2 separate regions of the Homo sapiens genome follow, and region 2 is linked to region 1. A link is a loop called in an ENCODE intact Hi-C map of the cell type or tissue named here. Cell type or tissue: CD14-positive monocyte. All regions are shown on one strand. Links, peaks and the distances in the headings refer to the core of each region. The heading gives the core; the rest is flanking DNA. Region 1 overlaps RAB31 (RAB31, member RAS oncogene family). Region 2 overlaps LOC124904244 (a long non-coding RNA gene).

Evidence for each region. Peaks named below come from ENCODE experiments on the same cell type or tissue, not always from the same donor. Only the 100,000 strongest peaks of a DNase experiment are listed, where the experiment ranks them.
Region 2: it touches region 1 in a loop (1.9-fold over the local background); 11 of 110 quality-filtered maps call a loop at or near these places.

The regions. Positions count from the first base shown.
Region 1 is chr18:9,749,048-9,761,012 of GRCh38, forward strand. The region is part of intron 1 of RAB31 (RAB31, member RAS oncogene family); the gene reads left to right. Among named protein-coding and RNA genes, the nearest start is that of RAB31, 47 kb to the left of the region's middle. In CD14-positive monocyte, for the core only: no CTCF peak of the experiment used is centred there; DNase peaks (open chromatin) are centred at 5,064, 6,764 and 9,364; H3K4me3 peaks cover 263 bases; H3K27ac peaks cover 7,871 bases.
Region 2 is chr18:9,694,460-9,706,424 of GRCh38, forward strand. LOC124904244 (a long non-coding RNA gene) reads right to left here. Exons shown (of 2, transcript XR_007066281.1): 1 at 9,415-11,965. Among named protein-coding and RNA genes, the nearest start is that of RAB31, 7.9 kb to the right of the region's middle. RefSeq lists a silencer at 3,291-3,493. In CD14-positive monocyte, for the core only: no CTCF peak of the experiment used is centred there; a DNase peak (open chromatin) is centred at 7,372; H3K4me3 peaks cover 1,069 bases; H3K27ac peaks cover 1,513 bases.

The sequences.
Region 1 (11,965 bases), core at 1,767-9,766:
ATTTTATGGTTATGTGCATATGCTGACATAATTAAAAAAATAGAGGCATCATTACAGATTTGCATATGGCTTTTTTCACTTGATATACCTTGAAGCCTTTTCCACACGTATCAGCACCTAAGGATGTACTTTATTCATTTAAGTGGCTGCATCATCACGATAATAATCAGCACTTATTGAACATTTGCTGTGTGCCAGCACTGTTCTAACTGCTGTGGACACATTGTCGTCATTGTTAATCTTCACCACAGCCCTCTAAGGGAGGTGCTACCATTGCCCCATTTTACGGAACAGAGGGAACAGAGGGAACAGAGGGAGCGGAGGGAACGGAAGTGCAGGGACACCCAGGAAGAGATTTAAGTTCTGTGTGTCTGATTCCAGAGCCCAGGCTCTCACCAACACAAAATTCTACTCCTCTACACAGTTAGTTTGTGGGAGAGCTGGGATTTATTGTAATTTATAGTTTACATAGCTTCTATGTTTTGCTGTTTTCTGGTCCAGTTCCCTAAGGTGTGTGTGCCCTACGTTTCACATTTCGGTCTCCCAGGGGCTCTACCTTACTGGGTTTTCTTGATTTTGTCTTCCTTAAATTAGAAAAGAAAAGGAAGAACCAAGAAGACTGAAACAGTTATGATTGAGGTTTGCAGAATTGTTCCCATGAATGGCTACTAGCTCTTGATATATTAGTCCAGAGCACAGAAAATCTATACTTTTAATAGCTTGGACTGCACACAACAGTAAGTCTTTATAGACGGTTCTGTCCTGTAGGGGAGAAAAGTCCTCGTTGTTCCTCTGGGATGCAACATGAGAGAGCAGCACACTGAGGCTTTATGGGTTGCCCTGCCACAAGTGAACAGGTCCCAGCATGAAAGCAGGGACAAGAAAATTGAGCTCGTGACCTCCGTCCAGTGGGCCCTTTGATTCATTCTTTCTTTTTGTCTCACTGTGTCATCATATCTCCCTGAACTCAGCTCCAGATTGAAACGTAGCTGTAACCGCAGCTAACCAACAGGCTTCCCTTGAACAGGCCGAAAGGTACAGGGTGAGTCTATTTTGTGACTCTGTGGAGGCGTGGGCAGCGAGATGGTTGTCTACCGGGATCTGTGTTCTGGCTTTTGTGAAGAGGGAAGAAATGGGAAACACGCTGATGCCAGCCTTTCTGCAACTGGTTTGCGGGAGTGTAAACAACTAGCTGGTTTGGATCTAGGATCAAGATGAAGTGTAATAGAAAACTCGGGCTGCCTTTATCCTTAGGTCAGCAAAACAGCAGGATACTGCTGTCTGCGTCCCGGTTGACCCTGGCGTTCTTGGCCGCTGCCAATACAGTTTGCCATTTAGATCCATTTAGCAGAAAAGGACATTCGTCTAGAAGGATCCCGCCTTGTAAAAATGCAGGCTTGGCATGCACTGGGGCCCTGGGAAGTCATTCTTAAATATATGAATCCTTTTCTGGGGGAGAGGTGCCGGCAGTTGCATGCAAAACTGGGCACTGCTCTGGCGGATTGGCCAGTGCATTCTTACGTGTGGTGGGCACTGTGGAAAGGCGCCTTTGTGCCAGTTTGGATAAGACAACAGATTCATGGGTAGGAAACCAGTGTTTGAAATTAGGTGCTGAGGTTGTAGAGTCAGATCACAGCAGAGCAGAAGTTGAAGCTATGAGTTCGGAGAAGGTCTGCAATATTTTTCCTGACCTCTGAAGTTGTCCAAACCACTAAGTGAAGAAACATACTTCCTTTGGTTCATCTGATCAAATTATCATCTGCAAACTTTTGGCCTTGTTGCCTCAATCCTACTGCAATCTTCCTGCCTGCTTGAGAGAGAACTGGGTGTCGGGGGAGTGGGGGCAATGTACTGTTGCTCCCCAGGGTCAAAACGTGAACAGACCAAAGGGTCCAGATGGAAACCAGAATGACTTCACTCCTGGAACGAGGCATCATCTTTCCTAGCACATGTATTTTTCTTTCATGCCTCTTTTCTTTTTTCGTTTTTTAATTTTAGTCTTTTTGAGACAGAGTCTCGCATGGTCACCCGGGCTGGAGTGCAGCGGTGTGATCATAGCTCACTGCAACCTTGAACTTCTGGCTCAAACAGTCCTCCTGCCTCAGACTCCCGAGTAGCTGGGACTATACGCATGCACCACCATGCCCGTCTAATTTATTTATTTTTTATTTTTTGTAGTGATGAGGTCTTGCTATGTTGCCCAGGCTGGCCTTGAATTCCTGGGCCTAAGTGATCCTCCTGCCTCAGCCCTGCAAGTTCATTTTTCTTTTTAAAATAAAGTCAGTCAGTTATAAAGCTAGAATGTAAAAACAAACATTTTCTGATGGATTAGAGGATACACACAGCTTTCTGTAACTGAAATGCTGAGTGCATGTGCAACAGTGCCTTTAAACAATGACCTTGGCCCGCGGTGCAGATTTGATACACTGAGCATAACTGGCTGAATGAGTGCTCCTGGTGCTTTGGCTAGAGGCAGGACTTGGATGTTGGCAAGGCCCTTACATCGGGCCACAGCAATCTTTCCCAGACTCTGCATGTCCACTTATTTCTAGGTAGGAGACATCATTCTTTTGATGTATTGCTCTCCAACCGCAATGGTAGAGCAGCACATGATTAAGTCATGGTTAGACATATAAACAATACTTGTAGCAGAAACTTGAGCTGGTGCACGTAAAAAAGTGGTTCATTTAATGATGTAACGGCAAAGTGAAGGGACAAAATGGAAAGGGGCGTGCCCAGGGCTCATCTACAAAATCTTTGGGACAATTCCTCTTGGGAGTCAAGCTTTAGATGCCTGCTGTCCAGCCATGAGAGAACATCAGAGGGTCACAGCATACCCCAAGGTTCCGTTAACAGAGCAAAACATCATCCCTTGCAACCCAAAGGCAGGAACACAGCTGGGCCCCAGGAAGACAGGGATTGTACTAGAATCCCTTGCAGTCCTGAGAGTGCTGTCTTCTGGCTGCTTGGCTTAGCTCCTCTCTGCAACCCAGCTTCCTCTCGCCTTGCTGACTCTCCTGTAGGGAGTAAAAGAGGCTGCCTCCAGCCTCTACTCATACAGCTTTGTTTCTGTGTGTTTCCCAGCCTCTGCGTGGAAGGACATGCTGAGAGCCCTTTCTCCACCGTGCTTGCATTGACTGATTACATGTCTGTCTGTGACACCAGCTTGGCTGTTTTATTTATTTATTTTTTTTTGAGATGGAGTCTTGCTCTGTTGCCCAGGCTGGAGTGCAGTGGTGTGATCTTGGCTCACTACAACCTGTGCCTCCTGGGTTCAAGTGATTCTCCTGTCTAAGCCTCCTGAGTAGCTGGGATTACAGGTGCCTGCCACCACGCCCGGCTAAGTTTTGTATTTTTAGTAGGGACGAGGTTTAGCCATGTTGGCCAGGCTGGTCTCGAACTTATGACCTCAGATGATCTGCCCGCCTCGGCCTCCCAAAGTGCTGGGATTACAGGCATGAGCCATCGTGCCCGGCCCAGCTCGGCCCTTTAAATGGACAAAACTGTGCAACCTGGAGGTCTGAGGGCAGCTGCAGCTTTCATCAGCTCCAGCATCCCATTGACGTCTGTGTTGGGTGACTCAGTATTGAGCAGATCCTGACTGATATAACATCATTCTTCTAAAGTTTCTATTTCTGTATGTTTTATATATTCTATGATACTTTAGTATAGTAGTACAGGTACGCAATTTATAAATGAATACACACATATTCGAGGATGCACACAAACCCTTTTACAACTAGGGATGTGCAATCAAAGAAGTTTGGAGACTTTTACTTTATGGAATGTCTACACTACGTATAGGATGTTTATCCAGAATATCTGTGGGAATATGCAGTGGTTCATACAAGGCACAGATCATATCTTGATAAACACATACTACACATTTTCTTTCTTGACTCCAAAAAAACTTAAAGAGATTTATATCCATAGATCTTAAGATATGTACAGTGGAATTTCATGTTTCAAACATTTACTGATATTCTCACATTATCATGAGAAAGAAGACTGGGACTGTGCTGTGGGATTCTTATTAAGTTGTCTATACTTATTTGCATAAAATGATTTTTAATATAAAATTAACCAAAGTTGCTCAATTATAAGAAATGAATGGCTTTATTTGTGATACTGCTATGATTTGAATGTTTGTCCCCTCTAAAACTCACGTTGAAACTTAATTCCCAGTATATTGAGAGGTGGGGCCTGTAGGAGGTAATTGGGTCATGAGGGCTCTACTGTCATGAATGGGTTAATCCATGACAGGAGTGGTATTAATGGGATTAATGGGTTATCACAGGAGTGGCATTAATGGCTTTATAAGGGGAGAAAGAAAGACCTGAGCTAACTCATCCCCTTTGCCATGTGATGCCCTGCTCCACCTTGGGACTCTACAGAGTCCTCACCAGCAGGAAGGCCCTCACCAGATGCAGCTCCTCAACCTTGGACTCTCAGTCTCTGTAGCCATAAGAAATAGATTACTTTTCTTTATAAATTACTCAGTTTCAGGTACTATAAATAACAGAAAATGGATGGAGACAGATACCTTGGCTCTGAGCTTTTTTCTTCCTTGGCTTTTGAAGGCCTCTCCTGGTCCAGTGTGGATTCTGTAAAGCTTTTTTGAAGGTCTTTTAGCAATGAAGAAAGTATGTACTAGGAGATGAAGGCATGGGAATTGGCTCTAACCCCATTTCTACAAGTAGCGCGACTGTGAATTGTGGTGGGGCTCAAGTTCTTAATGTGTAAAATGGGAACGATGATACCTCCCAGAGTCATCAGAAGATCAAATACAACCATGAACGTGTTTGTGCTCTACGAGCTGTAATTCCTAAAAGATAGGTAGGTTAAGATGAAGAAAAGGCATTGTTGAGTTTCTCATGAACTTCTGATGCAAGGCGTGTTCTAGTGTATCATGCGTAAGGAATCTTTTCCAAGCCCGAGAAAAACTATCCGGTGCCAAGTGCATCACCACTGGGCATAAGTAGTCCCACCCAAGACAGGAGGGGTGCAGGGCTCCTGCCACTCTGCGTCATGAAGAGGAATTGAAAACAAAACTCCATCCTGTTGAAACCTTGAGGTCTAGCACTATATCTTGTCCTTGTTTGTGCATCTTACGTGCTTATGCAATAAGGTACTCTCAGCCCTCAGTATCTGTGAGTTCCATGTTTGTGGACTTAACAACTTTGGATTTCAAATACTGGGAAAAAAATTGTGTCTGTACTGAACAAGTACAGACTTTTTTCTCTTTTTTTTGAGATGGAGTCTCACTCTGTCACCCAGGCTGGAATGCAATGGCACGATCTTGGCTCACTGCAACCTCTGCTTCCTGGGTTCAAGAGATTCTCCTGCCTCAGCCTCCTGAGTAGCTGGGATTACAGGTGCCCGCCACCACACCCGGCTAATTTTTGTATTTTTAGTAGAGACGGGGTTTCACCATGTTGGTCAGGCTGCTCTCGAACTTCTGACCTCAAGTGATCCACCTGCCTAGGCCTCCCAAAGTGCTGAGATTACAGGCGTGAGTCACTGCACCCAGCCCAGACTTTTTTCTTGTAATTATTCCTTAAACAATATGGCATAACAACTATTTACATAGCATTTATGTTGTATAGGTATTATAAGTAATCTAGAGATGATTTAAAGTGTACAGGAGGATGTGCATGGGTTATATGCAAATACTATAACATTTTATATCAGGACTTGAACATTCTCAGATTTTGGTATCTGCAAGAGGTCCTGGAACCAATGCCCCCAGGATACCGAGGGACAACTGTATGTACTGTTGAATCTCCAATGTCTAACACAGTGCCTGGTGTGGCCTAGACATGGAATATGTGTTTAGTGAGTGGAAGAATAAAGGCATTACCATACCTGCTTGTCTCTCTGGCACTTGTCACAGGATTGCAAGCCCAGATGGTGTTTGTGAAGAGGCAGGAGTAGGTACAGTATGGAGGTCTACAGCTTGGGTTTCTGAGGCACAGACCAGGTTTTCCCAACTGTTTTCCCAGCCTGTTTTCCCAACTGTAAGGCGTCACACTAGTAAGTCTGTCATAGAATTAGATTGAAGATTAAATGAGGTGATGCAAATGAAAAGAGTCTAGCATACAGGAAAGCTTAACAGAATGTTAACTATCATCACCATCATTACTAATAACATGATTAGTGGTCTTAATAATTCATAGATATTCATGATGTGGAACTTGGAATCTCATTAGCTCCGTTTTGTCTTGATGTCTGTGACTGCCTTCTCTTGACTTTTCCCTTAGTCACCATTTTTTACTGCATTTTCAACCCAACTGGCCACATGTGCCTGCTTTGTAGTCCAGGTTCCCATCAGTGCCCTTGGCCTTACCCTCTGTGAGCAGGAGCTTCGTACTCTCTAGCAAGGTTTCAGATTAGTTTTCTGTGCTGGAGGAGTTGGAGGCATTTTTGGTAAGCTAAGGCTGTACTTGAGGACTAATGTCACGCTGTCAATTTTAGCTCATTGCTGTGATATCCAGCATAGCAGTAAGGAGCTGATCTGCAGTCACTTGCCCTCCTCTTTGAGCTTCAGCTCTTCTTGGGCTGGGGAACAGTTGAGGACACTGTCCAGGAACCAGAGACTGAATTTCCATGGCCTCATGGCAGCAGTACATGGATTTAGGTTGTTACCAGGAGGTTTGTCCACATGTGAGGCTGTCTCTGTTTTCATTGTCAGTCCCAGCCGTCACACCCCCTCTCTCCTTTGAATGAATGAAAGATGCTAGCGTGCCTCATCTCTGACCTCAGGAGGCCTGGACAATGGAAGAGGAAGTGGGGGCTTTTGCTGCCCTCTGCTCAGAGGCTGCAATGTGGCGTGGATTCTTCTGGCAGCTGTGGTTTAGGCTGCCTTGTGTTTCCTGGTAAAATTTCTTAAACTAAGAGTAATATTTTAGCATTTTTCTCCAAAGAGCATAGATTGAAGATGAGGGCTTAGTAATTTCCCTTGAGTTGGAAATTCATTGATGACTTTTATTTATATTTTGTAATGTCTGTTAAATACTTGCAGAAGTGCTGGATGATTGGAGAAGCTTTAAACCATGAGAAGGTCATGTGAGCATGGTAGTTGTGGGGATGCAGTAGATAGGGAGTTAGGGTTTTCTCAAACTCTGTACTCCCTCCCTTGCTTCCACATTCCTTTCCTCATGCAGTGCGATCAAGTATAGACCCTGATATAGTTAACCTTCATGAGTATAAGACAATTCCTAATACATCATGAGTCAAAAACCATTATTATTTAACTAGAACAGTGTAGAGTCAGGAAAGCAGGTAAGTTGTGGGCAGACTGTAATATCCCCAGCTTATAAATAATGTGGAAGTGTATTGACTGCTTGCTCTTCTCTGTACAGTTTGCAAGTGTGCATATATCTCATTTGATTAAATCACATCTGTTGTAATCTAGTGCCCTGATTAAGAGATTACAGCAGTTAACTGTATTGCACAGGACCTTGGCTTGGCAGTCGGCAAAGCCTTGAGCATTAATTCATATTTGTGAGTGGTCTGAGGATGCTGACTTTTCAAATTTATTATGGTTGGGATTTATGAACTGTTTCTTTTGTCTGCTCTATAGAAGTGAGCATGGAATGTAAGCCAAGCTGTCATTGTGGAGTCTTAGTGTTGATACGATAGACTCTGGTACTTTAAATCAGGCCACTGTCATCTATGATAATGCTTGGCACGTAGTAGGTGCTCAATAAAAATGCAGCAAATGAATGAACAGCTCCTAAATGGCCTTTGTTTCCAGTTTTGCTTTCCTCCAGTCCTCTTAAAATTCCACCACTGTGTGGTCTCATTGGCTCCCATTGCCCTCAGAACAAAGTTCAAACTCCCTAACGAAGTAACTGATGGTGCCCTTGGCTCCAGTTGTATAAGTTTAGGAGTCTGTTCTGATTGATTGGTGCCTTTCTGCACTATGGGTTTAGCTGACATGCTCCTACCAGAGTTTACGTCTTAGCCTGCAGTACATTCATTCCTCTCTTGTTTCTGGGTTATTTCTCCTTGGTGGGCATGTCAGTATGAGTTGGCGTTCAGTCAGGAAGCAGAGCTACTCTGAGTGTTATGGGAAAAGGAATTTATTACAGTAATCCCACTTAATACCAGTGTGGGTGGCTGGGGAAGGGGATGCCTGGGAGTCAGAGCCCGAAGATCAGAGAAACATCTCAAAACAGCAGCACCCGGCATGGTGGATGGTTGTGGCTCTCAAGGAAGCTCTGAGAAGCCAGAGGTGCCCAGCAGGGAAGCCGGCCTGCAGTGGGGACATGGAGCAGGTGCCTGCGGGCAGCCACTGCTCTGCGTAGCTCCTGCCTCTACACCCTACATTGGGAGGACCGCTGTTGGGAGAAGAGTCAGACACAGAAGAGAGGAGTGGGGACAAGTGGGGCTCTGCTGGGAACCTTGTCATCTCTGTGTGCTAAAGACCTTCAGAGAGTAATGCCCAGTCTTTACTTCCTGCAGATTCCTTTTTTGGTCAACTCTAGTCCAGAACTCTATGGAGAAGGGGCTTCTGGGAAGTGAGTGGTGTTCCTAGCTTTAGCCACGTTGAACCTAGGATGATCCAGGACACCGCATGCTGGGTCTGTGTAACAGTGTCTCTGTGGGCTGTGTGGACATGTGTGTGCACATGTATGCATGTGCATGTATGTGTGTGTTCATGTGTGTGCTTCAGATCCCCTTTGGGGAATGTGCAGGAATGTCAGAAGTAGGGAGATAGAGCCACTGGGTTAGGGCAGAGGGCGAGAGGCCCTCTTTGAGGCCACCTGTGGAGGGCTAAGATGACTCCATCCTGGATGCTAATCCATCATGTCGGCTTCTGATTAACTCCAGTTCTGGCAATGCCTCTAAGATTTCTATTTCATCTTCTTCCTTGTGTAAGAGCATGTACTTACCATAAATCTTGTCCTTAGGTCAAAACAACCTTGATGTTATCGTACTTACCGTAAATCTTGCTGTAAAGCAGTTGTTCCGCACATCCCTTCTGAAGCACGGACACTGTCCCCCTGTGGTGCGTAAGCCCTGGGCCTGGGGATGGTAGCACAGGGATCCCCCATTTCGCCTGTGGGCCACCCGAGACGCGGCTCCTGTTCATACGTCCCATTAAATGTTGCTCTCTGAGAAACTGGATTTGTTGCCTCTTTCTTCGACCTCTCAGTTCCCTTGGCTTTTGGCAGTCGGTTTGCAAAATGACCTGCTCACCACGGAACCAGCTCATTCCAGTCAGAGTGGGATCAGCAGGATGGGGGAGTGGAAAGCATAACCCAGGCCCCTCCATCCACATGTTCATGGGGAGGTGCTGGCTTCTTTGCCTCCTGGGGGGAAAAGCCCCAAATGTCTGACCACGCTGACTCACTCGGACAGCCTTCCTTCTCTGTGGCCTCTGCTTGTGTTCTCCTCCCCCCTCTTCCCTTCTCCATTCACCAGTCCTGCCTGTCTCTTTGCTGGGCTAGTGCATCCTTTTGGTTTCAGATTTAGTGCCCCTGCCTCCATGAAGCCTTTCCTGATTGTCAGATGCGGGCAGGTGTCCCTGTGCATCCCCATCACAGCACTTGTCACAGTCGATGCTACTTCCCAGTTTACTTGTCTGTGTTCCTCACTGAACCAGGAGCCTGTGAGGGTAGACACATGGGACTTACAGCAATAGCCATGTGCTTCCCTTCCCAATGTCACACAAGTGAGACATGGTCTGGTGCATCTGATTCTGAGTCTCAGCTGTGTGCGAGTGTGGCATGACCTTTCATCCATCCCCCTGTCTATCTCCCCATGAGGACAAAAGCAAGGGTGACTACAAAAATGACCACCGCTGCCGAGGCCTTTGCTCTGAAAGTGCAGCACAGTGGCTGGGACCGCAAGACAGTGTAACTGACGACGTCTGCAGAATTCAACCAGCGTGCTCTGTTGGGTGGGACAGGAAGTAGGGCAGTAGAAGATTAGACAGAATTGATAATCTTTGAGATCAAGCAGTGTGCGGCTTTGAGATGGAGAAGCAGTAGTAGCTTTGTCCTTCCCAGGGTTTGGACCCAGGGCTGCCTTGGGAATAGACGTTCAGACATGAGGAAGGTGGCCTGAAACATGGCGGCTCGGCTATGTAGAGCGGAGGGCACTTAGAGGACATTTATCTATACAGCGGGTCTTTTTGTTTTTGTTTTTGTTTTGAGACAAGGTCTTGCTCTGTCACTAAGGCTTGAGTGTAGTGCAGCCTCAACCTCCTGGGCTCAAGCAATCCTTCTGTCTCAGCCTCCCATGTACCTTGGACACCAGGCACATGCCACCATGCCTGGCTAATTTTTTGATTTTTCATAAAGACAGTGTCTCGCTATGTTGTCCAGGCTGTTCTCAAACTCCTGGCTTCAAGTAAACCTCCCACCTCAGCCTCCCGAAGTGTTGGGATTATAAGCGTGAGCCACAGCACCTGTCCTATCTAGTAGATCTTAAAACTATTTAGGTCATAGATTGCTTTGCGAATCTCATGAGGGACCCTCTCACCAAAAAAAAAAATTACCTGCTCACAAAGGTTTCCATATGATTTAGGGGGATATTGGATGCCTGAGGTCTGTGATCTGTTTCTAAGCCTCATCCCAGAGGTGTGGTGATGAGGACCAACAAGGTATATGCTTGCCGGAGGTCAAGACAGAGAGACAGGAGGGGTGAAAAGGGCAAGGCTATCCCGAGACCTGTTTCCATACATGGTCGGGCCTCTCAACTTGAATGGAAAGTTTAATTTTGCCTCTCTATGGTGGTAGAAATAGTGTCAGTGACATCAAGTTTTTATAAGGGGAAAGCACCACAGAGGATCTTGGGGTGCTGGGGGCTCTGACAGATGATGCATGAGTTATCAGGATTGTGTCCACTTCAGAGGGGACAACATGGTGAGAAAAGGGGGCACCAGACTAAGGTGGTCCCCGTGAGCACGTTCTCGGGAAGTGTGAGGGTGGGTAAATGGTCCCTGTTTCTTGCCTTGCGTTGAAGGCTTTGCTATTCCACATTTCCATTTTTTTGAAAAAGATTATTTTAATTTTATTTTTTTAACCTGGGTTAAAGATATGCATCTTCCACATTTTCTCTGGTGCTTTAGAATTCGTTTAATGAAATGAGCTTCTCTTTCTTTTCTTTTTGTTTTTGTTTTTGTTTTTGTTTTTGAGATAAGGTCTCACTCTGTCACCCAGGCTGGAGTGTAATGGCACAATCACAGCTCACTGCAGCCTCGACCTCCCAGCCTCAAGCGATCCTCCTACCCAAGCCTCCCAAGTAGCTGGGACTACAGGTGTGCACCACCATGCCCAGCTAATTTTTTATTTTTTGTAGAGACAAGGTCTTGCCATGTAGTGCAGGCTGGTCTTGAACTTCTGAGCTCAAGCAGTCCTCCCACGTAAGCCTCCCAAAGTGCTGGGATTACAGACCTGAAGCCACCATGCTGGGCCATCAGCTGTTCTTCAGAACAATTTTTTTTCACTCTTTTTAAAGAAATTCTTTTTTCATTTAGTCTTCCCTGCATTTCAAATAGAATGATCTTATGAGAAGGGTCAGTAGGATTATTTAAAGCCGAGAGATGAGGCAGTGAGCTCCGGGAGGTGTTCATGCTTCCCTTCTCCCTCTGTCTGTCGGGTCCCAGGACTAAGGATCCTGGCTGTGGGCAATCTGCAGGGTGGAAGAACAATCCTGTTTCGCCTAACATGTCTTGTCACAGTTCCCAAGGCCCCCGCTAAGGACGCGTGGAATGGGGAGGTGAGATGGGAGGAACTGAAACAGCCCCATCCTGGTGTTAGGTTCCCTGTTGAGTCACAGTGTGTGGAAAGGATATCAAATGAAGGAGAGATTTTCTACTGAGATGAAAAGGCACTTAATAAAATGACATAACGCTTCACAGGGAGCTGTTTTAATGGCTACTCAAAGCAACTCTGAAATGTCTATAATGAGATCCTAAAAGCAAGTTCTGAAATCCCCAATTCTCTTCTTTCTG
Region 2 (11,965 bases), core at 2,445-10,444, 54 kb before region 1:
GAGGACAGCTAACTCCTTTCCCCAGAAGCTCTTTCACCTGGACATCTCTGTCAAGACTGAGTCAGCCGGGCATGGTGGTTCACACCTGTAATCACAGAACTTTGGGAGGCTGAGGTGGGAGGATCACTTGAGGTCAGGAGTTCAAAATCAGCCTGGCCAACATGGTGAAACCCTGTCTTTACTAAAAATATAAAAAAATTAGTGGGGCGTGGTGGTGGGCACCTATAATCCCAGCTACTCGGGAGGCTGAGGCAGGAGAATTGCTTGAACCTGAATGGTGGAGGTTGCAGTGAGCTGAGATTGTGCCACTGCACTCCAGCCTGGGCGATAAAGTGAGATTGTCTCAAAAAAAGAGAGAGAGAGAGAGTGAGCCACTCCTTTAGATGAGTTGGGATGGGTTGCTCTGCTGCATCCACACTTTGTTAGTTAATCTGCCATGTGGAGCTTCTCAGAATTTCGAGGCACTTCAATTTTGCTCCCCAAGTAAGGTCAGGTATGAATACGAAAAGAAGTAATCCAGGAGCTGATCCTTCTATTCTTTGATGAGTATGCTTGCACTATTTGAAGGTTGCTGTTATGCTTTCCTTAATCCTCTCCAGATGGAACATACCAGTCTTTCAAAGATTCTTCTTAGTCTGGTGACAGGTGATGTGTTACATATTTCTTGGTCAGCCACAAGGTGCCAGGACTAGCATGGTGCTAGGTTACCTGTGGGGCCCTGTGGTGTCTCCACGGCATTGCAGTGACATGCTCAGTGAAGGGGACCTGTTAGGCATTTCATGAGTGGCTCAGAGATCCTCAGTGAGGGGATGTGGCTGTCTTCATGAGAGGCACCAATGACAGCCGTGTCCTCAGACTCTTGCTCCCACAGGGTCACACATCTGTGTCTCTCTCTGCACTTTGGCTCCAGGCCCTCTCTCACCTCATGCCTGAGACCCACCCCACAGCACCTGAGTCTACATCACCTTAGTTCCAGTTGCACATAGAAGCCAAGTGGACCCTCAGGACCTCAGGTCCAAATTCCTGCAAGAGAATTTCACTGGTGTGCCTTGGATCAGACATTTACCCATGCCTACCTGTGGCCAAGCAGTTGGGGTAGTAGTAAAGCAGTATCTGCCAGGTCTCCTGCCCCACCCTCCCCCTTTTTTTTTTTTTTAGAAGGAGCATTCTTCGGAGGAAAGAGTTTTTCTGAACTGGGCAGAGTCTTCATGAAAGCATCTGCTATAAGATTCTTTAACTTATGACTCTGTAAATATAGAAAAAGGAATAAATAGGAAAAATTGGACTCACTTTGGAATGGTACACTCAGTGTGTCAAACAATTAAACAGAAACACCACACACAGTCTGTGGCTGGCCCCGACGGCGGCTGGGAGGATGACAACTGTCCCGCCCTTCCTGCTAAGCCTGTCTTTCCTTTTGCTTAATCTCTGGTGGGGTCCAACATGCTGATCTCTGCTGGAATGGGCCCAGGCATTAGGATTAAAGCAAATTTCAGGGATTTCCATAGACACTTTATCTGTTAATTCTCAAAAGGCACTCAACAGTTGTCTCCTTAGTTCTAGTTGGCGCGTGTGTGAGTTACGTCGCAAGGCTGGAAGGCAGGAGGTTTGCATGCTTTCAGAATGCCCTGCGTGTGCATGTGGCAGGTCCTCATTATTCCTGTTAGTCCAAACTGCACCATTTTGTAAGCTCCCTGCTATTTTGCAGACCTTGGTCAAAGTGAAACATTTCACAAGGGTTTGGGCCACAAGAAACATCCTGCCTAACCACCTGACCACAAGGCAGACAGGCAAAGACCCAACTAAAGAAACACCCCTATCATATTCTGCTGGGAGAAAGGGCAAGGAACACCACATTCTGCCAGAACAAGGGCCAGAACCGCCTCATCATGGGAACATTTTATCAACATCCTGCCAGGCAGCAAGCCATACTGCCCAGACCCCTTCCACCCATACTTATAAGTATCCCCGGCCTGTAAGCAGTGGTGGGCTCTGGTGTTAAGCTGGTCCCCACTTCTGCAGGTGTCTGTTTAAGCTGCCCTCTCCCTCTGTGTGTGTCTTTCTTTCACCCTCGCCTTCCCTTCAAAACCTGACAGTCCCGGTGGTGGGCCTTCTCTGTTTGTGCTGTGTTTTCTCTTTTTCTCTGACCTTCTCTGAGCTACGGCTCTGAGACAGTTTACAACAGGCACCTGCCTCAACCTCCCAAAATGCTGGGATTACAGATGTAAGCTACCGCTCCTGGCCTAGAAATGACATTTTCATACCCCCAAGTAGGAAAGTAATACTCTCAGAATAATATAATTGGATACATTTCCTGCCAAGAAAAGTTTATCACATTACTTGTCCCCCCTCTCATTTTGCTGCAGATTGGTGGCAGTTTGTCACGGGCAACTTGGGAGCCATGTTTTAGGCATGATGTGCAATGGGAGATAGGAGAAGGGCCAGGCCTGCCCTCCATGAGCTCATCCCCAGGATTTCAGCTGGAGGCAACCTTCAATGGCATCTTGTCCAACCTCCTTCTCAGTGTCTAGATGAAAGAAATGACACAGCTGAGGTCTAATAATGGAGACACAACCATGACACAGTGTAAAATGTGGAAATCCTCTCAAGGAGGAATGAAAATGTCCAATGGGAATACTCTGAACTGGGCAGAGGAAAGAGAAAGCAGGGAGGCTTGAAGAAGCCGCATATAAACTAGACATTGAGGAGTGCTGTGATGTAGGCCAATGCTTCTCCAACTTTACTGTACATCAGAATTACCTGGAGGGCTTGTGAACACACAGAGTCCAGTTTCCAAATCAGTAGTCTAAGGAGAAGCCTGCATATTTGAGCTTGTAACCGTCTCTCAGCGAGCAGTATGGCTTGCTGCCCGGCAGGATATTGATAAAATGTTCCCAAACTGTTTCTGCCGAGCCTGGTTTGGAGACTCGAGATGCTTCGAGAATCACCAATTTAGATGTCCAGAGATTTGGGACTTCGGCAAAGGTACAGAGACCAAAAGGTAGGGTGGGTTGGCGCAGGGAAGGTGGGTAGGTGGGATTCTGTAGAATAGTGAATGCTATGCTAAAGAGTTTAGACTTTACTTGGATGGGCAATGGGAAGGTGTACAAGAGTTTTGAACAGAAGAATAGAATTTAAAATCTTCTCTTTTTTTTTTGAGACGGAGTTTTCCTCTGTAGCCCAGGCTTGAGGACAGTGGTATGATCTCGGCTCACTGCAACCTCTACCTCCTGGGTTCAAACGATCCTCCCACCTCAGCCTCCCACGTAGCTGGCGTTACAGGCACACAGCCACCACGTCCAGCTAATTTTTGTATTCTTAGTAGAGATGGGGTTTCACCATGTTGGTCAGGCTGGTTTCGAACCCCTGACCTCAAATGATCCACCCACCTCGGCCTCCCAAAGTGCTAGGATTACAGGTGTGAGCCATCTCGTCCGACCAAGAGTAGAGTTTAAACCAGTATCACATAAGAAGGAGTGAAGTGTGAATATATTCTAGAACATGGATGAACCTTGGAAACATTATGTTAAGTGAATGAAACCAGACACAAAAAGACACATATTGTATGATTCCATTCATTTTTCTCAACAAATATTTTCTGAGCATCTAGGGTACATCCTGGTGCAAGCACATCTTGTTATTGTGGCCTGCTGGGGCTGGTTTAACACACCAGGTGTTTATATTGTTTCTTTTCCATTTTCTAGATACACCTGTTTTCTATTCCTGGTCTGAGCTACAGCCCTCCTTCTCAAATCTCTTGGATAGTAAGGAAGTAATGCCTTTTTAATTTCTTTTCTCTGGATCATGCCCTGGGATTAGGCTAGATAATGCATCCAGACAAGGACCTGGACAGGTGATAGCATGGTCAGTGAAATCTCCCCAAAGTGTGGCCTTCTCCCCTCGGGCCCACAGCCCCACTCATTGGCCTTGCTATTCTGTTCTGAACCACCGTCTTCAGCTCTGACTTAACTCTGCCTCTCCACCTGGCCCTTCTTTCTGGTTCTGCCACTTCGTGGGCACTAGGTTAACCTTATGGACCACAGCTTTTCTGCTTTGGACCTGGATCTGTCTTCTCACATTTTTATTTTTATTTTTTAATTATTACTGCCCTTTCCTCATAACATTAATGGGACCAAGTCCGTGTTTATACACATGAATTCTCACACCGGGGCCACAGCAACAGAAGTCTGGGAAACAGCCTATTTCCTAAAAGGGTCAGGGTGCAGAGGTGAGCTCGGACTGCAGGCTTCCTGAGGCCAGGACTCCTCGATGACCTTTTGCATCTCTAGCTCCTGGCTGCATGTCTGGCACATAGCAGTACCTAATTCATATTTGGGAGAGCAGAGTCAGAACCCATATGTGTGCATCCTGAGTGGGGGATTCAGGGCAAAAAATATTAGCTGAATATTGTATTAATTGGGGTTCTCTAGAGAAGCATGAACTAATGGGAGATGAATAGATAGATAGACGGATAGACAGATAGATAGATAGATAGATAGATAGATTGATTGATTGATTTTAGGGAATTGGCTCATGCTATTATGGAGGTTGGCAAGTCCAAAATCTGCAGGGCAGGCTGCAGGCTGGAAGCTCTTGGGAGAGTTGCTGCTGCAGCTTGAGTCTGAAGGCCCTCCGCTGGCAGAATTCCCTTTTCCTCTAAGGAGGTCAGTCTTTTTCTCTTAAGACCTTCAACTGATAGCCGGGTGTGGTGGCGGGCACCTGTAGTCCCAGCTACTCAGGAGGCTGAGGCAGGAGAATGGCGTGAACCTGGGAGGCGGAGCTTGCAGTGAGCTGAGATCACGCCACTGCACTCCAGCCTGGGTGACAGAGTGAGACTCCATGTCAAAAAAAAAAAAAGACTTTCATCTGATTGGATGAGGCCCACCTACATTAGCAGAATACCCTGGTTTACTGCAAGTCCACTGATTTAAATGTTAGTCTCATGTAAGCTATCTTCACAGAAGCACTTAGAATAATGTTTGATGAAATATCTATGGCCTAGCCAAGCTGATACATAAAAGTAACCATCACAGGCTGGGTGCGGTGGCTCACGCCAGTAATTCCAGCACTTTGGGAAGCTGAGGCAGGCAGATCACGAGGTCAAGAGATCGAAACCATCCTGGCCAAAATGGTGAAACCCTGTCTCTACTAAAAAATACAAAAATTAGCTGGGCGTGGTGGCGCATGCCTGTAGTCCCAGCTACCTGGGAGGCTGAGGCAGGAGAATCCCTTGAACCCGGGAGGCGAAGGTTGCAGTGAGCCAAGATTGTGTCATTGCACTCTGGCCTGGATGACGGAGTGAGACTTCATCTCAAAATATATATATATATATATAATTGTTGGGTTTGCTGTTTACTCTTTAGGTAAGAACTGTAGGGCACGAAAAATAACCTAGTTGAGAGGGAAATGTGTTTCACAGACGTGATCTCACATGTTCTACAAATATTTATTATTTTTACTCTTTGGGAGAAATTCTTCAGCCCTGCAGGGAAAATACCAAAATGTATTTTCTGAATCCCCTCCAGTCAACAGGGAGAAATAGGACCAGTGTGTGTGTGATTATGCCAGCCAGCACTGACCTGCTCATCTTTGCAGCTGATTCTCTATGTCAAGCTTTGATATTTTATTTCCCAGTCTGTTCAACATTTTTTTCCTGCATATCCTCAGTAAGGCCTCAAACTAAAAACTGAACGCATGGGATGGTAATTTACATGTTTACTGAAGTGCATGGGCTTAAAGCCTGTCTGTGGCCCATCAGGGCAGATCTTTGCAGGGACTCTGCCTCAGTTTCAAGAACAATGACACCTTCCTTTAGGCAGGGGGACAGTGACATCTTTGACATAAGAAGCCTGGCAGGGCCCATGGGTACCTGGTACTTAGCTAGTAATTAACACTGAATAAGTGTTGCTGTGGTTACTTGCATCAAGCTTGCTTCCAGACGTTCACAGTCAAAAGAGAAGAGTACTCCTAGATAATCCTTAAACCTTCCGTTTAAGTTTCCTTTTCTTCCCTTCCTTATCCTCTATATGCAAATTTACATTTGGCAACCAGCAGGGAGCTTTCAGATTCCTTATCTCTCACACCCACCAGAACCTAATTTTGTTCATGGAGAGTAAAATAAATATTGCATTGGGGGAAAGATATGTGAAGGAACCCACGTGACAGAGAATGGCTGTCAGGATATGAACATATATAAAGTCAGACAGTCTGATTCTAAAAGAGCAGTTTATTATTGTTTGAGCAGCCTGACCGGGCCTTCTCCTTTCTGTTCCGCTAACCAGCACGGAGCTTTAGGTTTTACAACTCTGATAAGCTGATAAGTGAAAAAATCTTTTTTTTTTTTTTTTTTTTGGTGGCAGTCTTGTTCTGTTGCTCAGGCTGGAGTGCAGTAGTGCAATCTCAGCTCGCTGCAGTCTCTCCTGCCTCAGCCTCCCGAGTAGCTGGGATTACAGGCATGCACTACCACGCCCGGCTAATTTTTGTGTTTTTAGTAGAGATGGGGTTTCACCATGTTGGCCAGGCTGGTCTCAAAACCCCTGGCTTCAAGGCCCACCTTGGCCTCCCAAAGTGCTGGGATTACAGGTGTGAACCACTGCACCCAGCCGAAAATTATTTCTTGATGCTTTAATCTGTATGTTTACTTACTTGTGAAATTGAACACCTTCTTCATACATGCATTTCCTACTTGTGAACTCCCTGATTGCATCTGCTCATTTTTCCTAATGGACCTTGGTGGTTTTGTAAAAAATAATAATGATAAATAATAATCTATTAGTTCTTTCTATATTGATTATTAACCGAGTCATATTTATGCCAAATATTTTCCCAGATTGTAGTTTTAAAAATTGTGTTTATGATATTTCTTCCATTAAGCAAGTGTTAACTTTTTGGTGGTCGAACCTGTCAGTCTTTCTCCCTGTGATTTTTGAGAGTAAATCTGCATTTCCTTCTCCCCGCTTCCTCCCCCATTTAGGAGAAATGGAGCCAGGGCCCCTCTGTCCTTGGGCTACCCACAGTAAACCCTCGGCTAATCTTTTTTTTTTTTTTTGAGACGGAGTCTCACTCTATCGCCCAAGCTGGAGTGCAATGGCGTGATTTTGGCTCTGTGCAACCTCTGCCTCCTGAGTTCAAGAGATTCTCCTGCCTCAGCCTCCTGAGTAGCTGCGATTACAGGTGCCCGCCACCACGCCTGGTTAATTTTTGTATTTTTAGTAGAGATGATGTTTCACCATGTTGCACAGGCTGGTCTTGAACTCCTGACCTCAGGTGATCCACCCGCCTCTGCCTCCCAAAGTGCTGAGATTACAGGTGTGAGTCACCGCGCCCGGCCTGCCACTGACTAATCTTGATGCCCCACTTTTGAACATCTGCTGACACTAGAACCAGGGGAGGTTCCATAGCCTGAAACTCAGGAACCACATGTGGGCTAGGGGAAGAACTGTCTGGAGGAAGGCCAGCTTCCTACAAATCTTTACCCAAGGGAGGGTTCTGCCTTAAAGTCCTTAAAATGCCCTCTACCAGAGCTACTGAGGGTTGGTTCTTAGGGTAAGGTTCAGTTCAGTAGAAGAATATGACACTGAACACAAGTGTGCAGGAGGGGAAGGGCGGGGAGTCAGGAGAGGGCCACAAAAGGGGCTGGGGCCCCACCAGGAGACTGGGAAACCAAGCCCTCTTTTCTTATTTCCTATTTTTGTTCCTTTTTTAGACCCAGTATGTCTTTCAGTAAAACAATGGTTACTTAGCTGAAGTTAGAATTTGCATATTTAAGCCTCCCACGTGAACTGAGTATAAGATGGAGAATCATAAGTAATTTAGATGTGCATAGCTATGCATGAAGTAGTTACGCTGTTTTCTAAATGTGGAGTCGTTTTTACATTCAGAAAAACTGAGGAAGGAAGTGAGGATGTTTGGAAGTCAGCACTTCCTTTTTAATGGATAGTAACAACCCAAAACAGTTTTATGGGCTTAGGGAAGGGGACAAGGTAACAACAATTGCAGTTCACCTGCGACTGAAGTTTCCCAGAATGCGGGACAATCAGGGCTAAAACCTGGACAGTCCCATACAATCAGGGCTAAAACCTGGACAGTCCCATGCAAACTGGGATGTTCTGGACTTGCTATTCACACACACACACACACACACATACACACACACACACACACGCACACACAGCATTGTGTGTAACCCTCCCCCAAAATAATGCAACAGCCTTTCAGTATCCATCTTTGACAGAGGATGGAACTACAGGTTGAAGAGACTCAGATAACTTCCTTAAATTCACACAAACTGGGCATAAAGGAGCCTGCATGTAAACTTGGTTCCGTCTGATGTCAGAGGGCCCTTTCTACCCTCCATGCTTGGGATTTATCGGTCGGGTCGGTGAACTCACTCTCTCACCCACCCACTCACCACATATTTTCAGAGTGCAGAATATATGCTATGCGAAGGATTGGATTATGGATGATTCAGAACAGGCTCTGTTATATTGGTAATTGGGAAAGCCCATGAATAGCAAGGAGAATAGTAGTTCAAGAATAATCTTAAATAAAATTTATGGGAGGACTGAACTCTTACACTAGGCCCAACGGACCAGACCAAACCAGAATGGAGTCACTCCTGCTAGGTGCCAGGCTGTCCAACGGAACTTTAAAAAGGGCAGCTTTTCAGAAAAATAGGAGATGCACAGCAGCTAATCAGAAGGGGCCCAGTTTACCTGAGCAGGTTTGATGAGGAAGTCCCCCATGCTTTAACCCTGCAAGGGAAGTAACTCTGAAACGCCAATCTACCTTTCGTTCCCTGTTTCTGCTTCTTCAGCCTTTCCTGCCTATAAAGTCAAGTCTTTTCCCTAGCTCATTGGAGCACATTTTCTCAATTTTTGGATGGGATGCTGCCTGATTCATTAATCAGTAATAAAAGCCAATTAAATCTTTAACGTTGTTGAAATTTTGTTTTTTTAACAATAATAACCTCAGTAGAAATAAAATTTGCAAGAGTTCTAATGTAATTGGAGCCTTAAGGCAACTCAGTTAACTATTAAATACTTAGTACAGTAGTTCAGTACTCTTAGTACAGGTTAAGCATCCCTAATTTGAAATCCAAAATGCTCCAAAATTCGAAACTTTTTGACTGCTGACACAATGCTCAAAAGAAATGCTCATTGGAGCATTTTGGATTCGGGATTTTTGGATTAGAGGTGCTCCACTGGTAAGTATAATGCAAATATTCCAAAATCGGAAAAACGCTCCTGGTCCCAAGCATTTTGGATGACGGATACTCAACTTGTACGCAGATATTCTTAGAGGCACTTCAGATTAGGAAGAGTCTGCATTAGGTTCTTCCTTATCTAGGGCAGTCTTGGGAATTCAAACAAAACACAAATCTATTTTCCCCCCATCACAAACACACACACTCACCTACCAGTTGACTAGGTTCAAACTCCAACCATCCTGATCATCTTCTCCTTTACTTGGGGGTTGATTTCAGTTGAATTCAAGGTTTGGCATCTCTGGAATTTATACCCATTTCTTGAATAAGAAGATCTACAAAAATGAAGCAACTACACCAAGCCTCAGACATTTCACATCATACAATAGTCTCCTGTTTATATGTTTGTCTCTTTCCTTTATAGCTCGACGTCAACGTGGGTCTTCTTCCGCCATTGGTCATTCTTCCAGTGTCTAGCACAGTCAGTGTCTGCTATTTGCCGAATGGGTGGGTAAACAGCTAAACATAGAAATCCCTGTGATATGAGAATCGTTGCCAACATCTAAAATTAAACCAATTTTTAGTTTGAGAGCAAATAATATCAAGGTACAAAAAAGTGAAACACAACTCCTTTTAAGAAAAAGAAATCCTAAACTCCGTGTATTACTCTGAGCAATTGCAGGAAAACTTCTGACTCGCCAGAAGAAATAACCCAAGACAGTCTATGAAACGAAACTGGGGTTGTGGTGACTTTGATCTGCATCATTGTAGTTTAATTTCTCAGTTTTACAAGTAAGCAATGAAAATGAACAGGACTGACTGAATTACATGTTACTTAGGGCTTTCGGGAGGTGGTCACAGCTGAATCAATCCGTTTACCTTCCATGGGAGGTGTTAATATATATCTTATTGCTTATTTTCTTTTAACCCAACACTTTAAGCTCAGCCAGAGATCCAAGGGACAGTGGAGGTTGCTAGGCAGGAGTGTCAGTAAAGAGGCCAGTTGGATGCTGAGGATGGCTTAAGCTGCCCAGTGCTGGCTCTCAGGAATCTGGAAAATTTAAACATTATCACCTGACACCAATCCTTTGTGAGATCCCAACAGAGCCTTCCCTGTCTTCAGTGAGAGCTGTCTACTTGTTCTGGAACACTTCTGAGCACTCCCATTTGAGGCGATGGAGACGATGAGGAGGCGAGCCCCCACCCTCCCCATCTCCCATCTAAGATGTCACCACACTTTCCACATGAAGACATCTGGAATTGCAAAGGAGGCTGTGCAGTTTCTATCCGCTTACCTAATAGCCCCTCCACCGAGCAGCCACCTTCCTTGGGGTTCTCAGGGACGCTCCCTTTCCCACAGACAGGCTCCTTCAGTTTCCAGCCTCCCCCCTCCAGCTATTGTCTCCTTTTTCAAGTCTGTGGGTGAATTGTGGGGTCCACTCACCTCTGTTTTTCTAAATCCCTCAAATCCCTTTCCTACCCTGGTATGTCCAGGATTCATCTCCTCAAAATTTGTTTAAAGGGCGTGGGTTACAAATAAGGTTAGGTAGCACATGCTATTTAGAAAGTTTCAGAAAGAGAAGGAAAGAAGGAAGGAAAGAAGGAAGGAAGGAGTTGTTACATAAATGAGAAATACTAAAAGGCTGTTTAACTGATATTGCAGACACTATAGTTCCATAAAAAAGATAAATTATGAAAAACAAGGTTTGTAAACATTTTTATCTTTCCTTAATTGGCCCTTGAGCAGACCAGATGACTCAGTACTGGTCTCCAGGGATCAGCCTGCACTCCAGGGCGTTGTGACACATTTATATTGCTTATCCTATTTAACATTTTGAGTCATATTATTTTCACAGAACCTTATTTACTATAAACGTCTCTATAAATCTACATAGTATACACATTTCATTTAATATCTAAGTAACATATACTATTGTACACCATCAAATATACCCAGTAACGACACCCTAGCTTGCTTAATCATTCCTCAAGTGTTAAGAGGTTTGAGTTACAATTAACGCAACAATCCTCCCTTTACCTCCATGGATGTAATTTTTTTGTTGTTGTTTCTCTAACCCATTTATTTGTTTTTTTTGTCTGCATATGTGTTTATATTCAAACAGGCAGCTTTGTTTACTTTTCGTCTTTGTATGTTATTGTTCAAAAAAGGATTTCCTGAATCAAAAAACATGATCAGTTTTATGACCATTACTGGCTTTTTCTGTTGGAGACTTTATAGCAGCAGAGAAGTTGAGGTCTGAATTAGCACAATGACCATTTACGTTACAAAATTCTTATAAGAAAAACTTGCATGTTCTATTTCTTAATTTGATAAATTGTCAGTTATGTACCATTGAATTTTTACCCCTGCTGAAGTTACACCAGAACTACATATTTGCAGAAAATTCCAGAGAAGTCAGGATGGGCCCTTAGTACAGTAATCATAGAGTGTAACAATAGAGAACATGGCACTTTTTTAAAAAGTCGAGAGCTGCCTCTGACGTGTCACTCTTAAAATATGTCTCCCAGCAGTCATCTTCCTGCCTTCCAGGGCTAGAGCTTTGTAGGTTACCTTAGGGTGATCATGGGGACCTGGTTTTCATGAGGCCATGTTTAAGCTCAGGGGTGACCTGGCTGGGAAGAGGGTATAAACCCATGAACACGAGTCAGTTGACAGACTAGGATTGCCACTTTGTAAAGAAGAGCCCAAGACCTGATCAGAATGAGACACAAATGAGGTCATTTTTAACAGAACTAGGG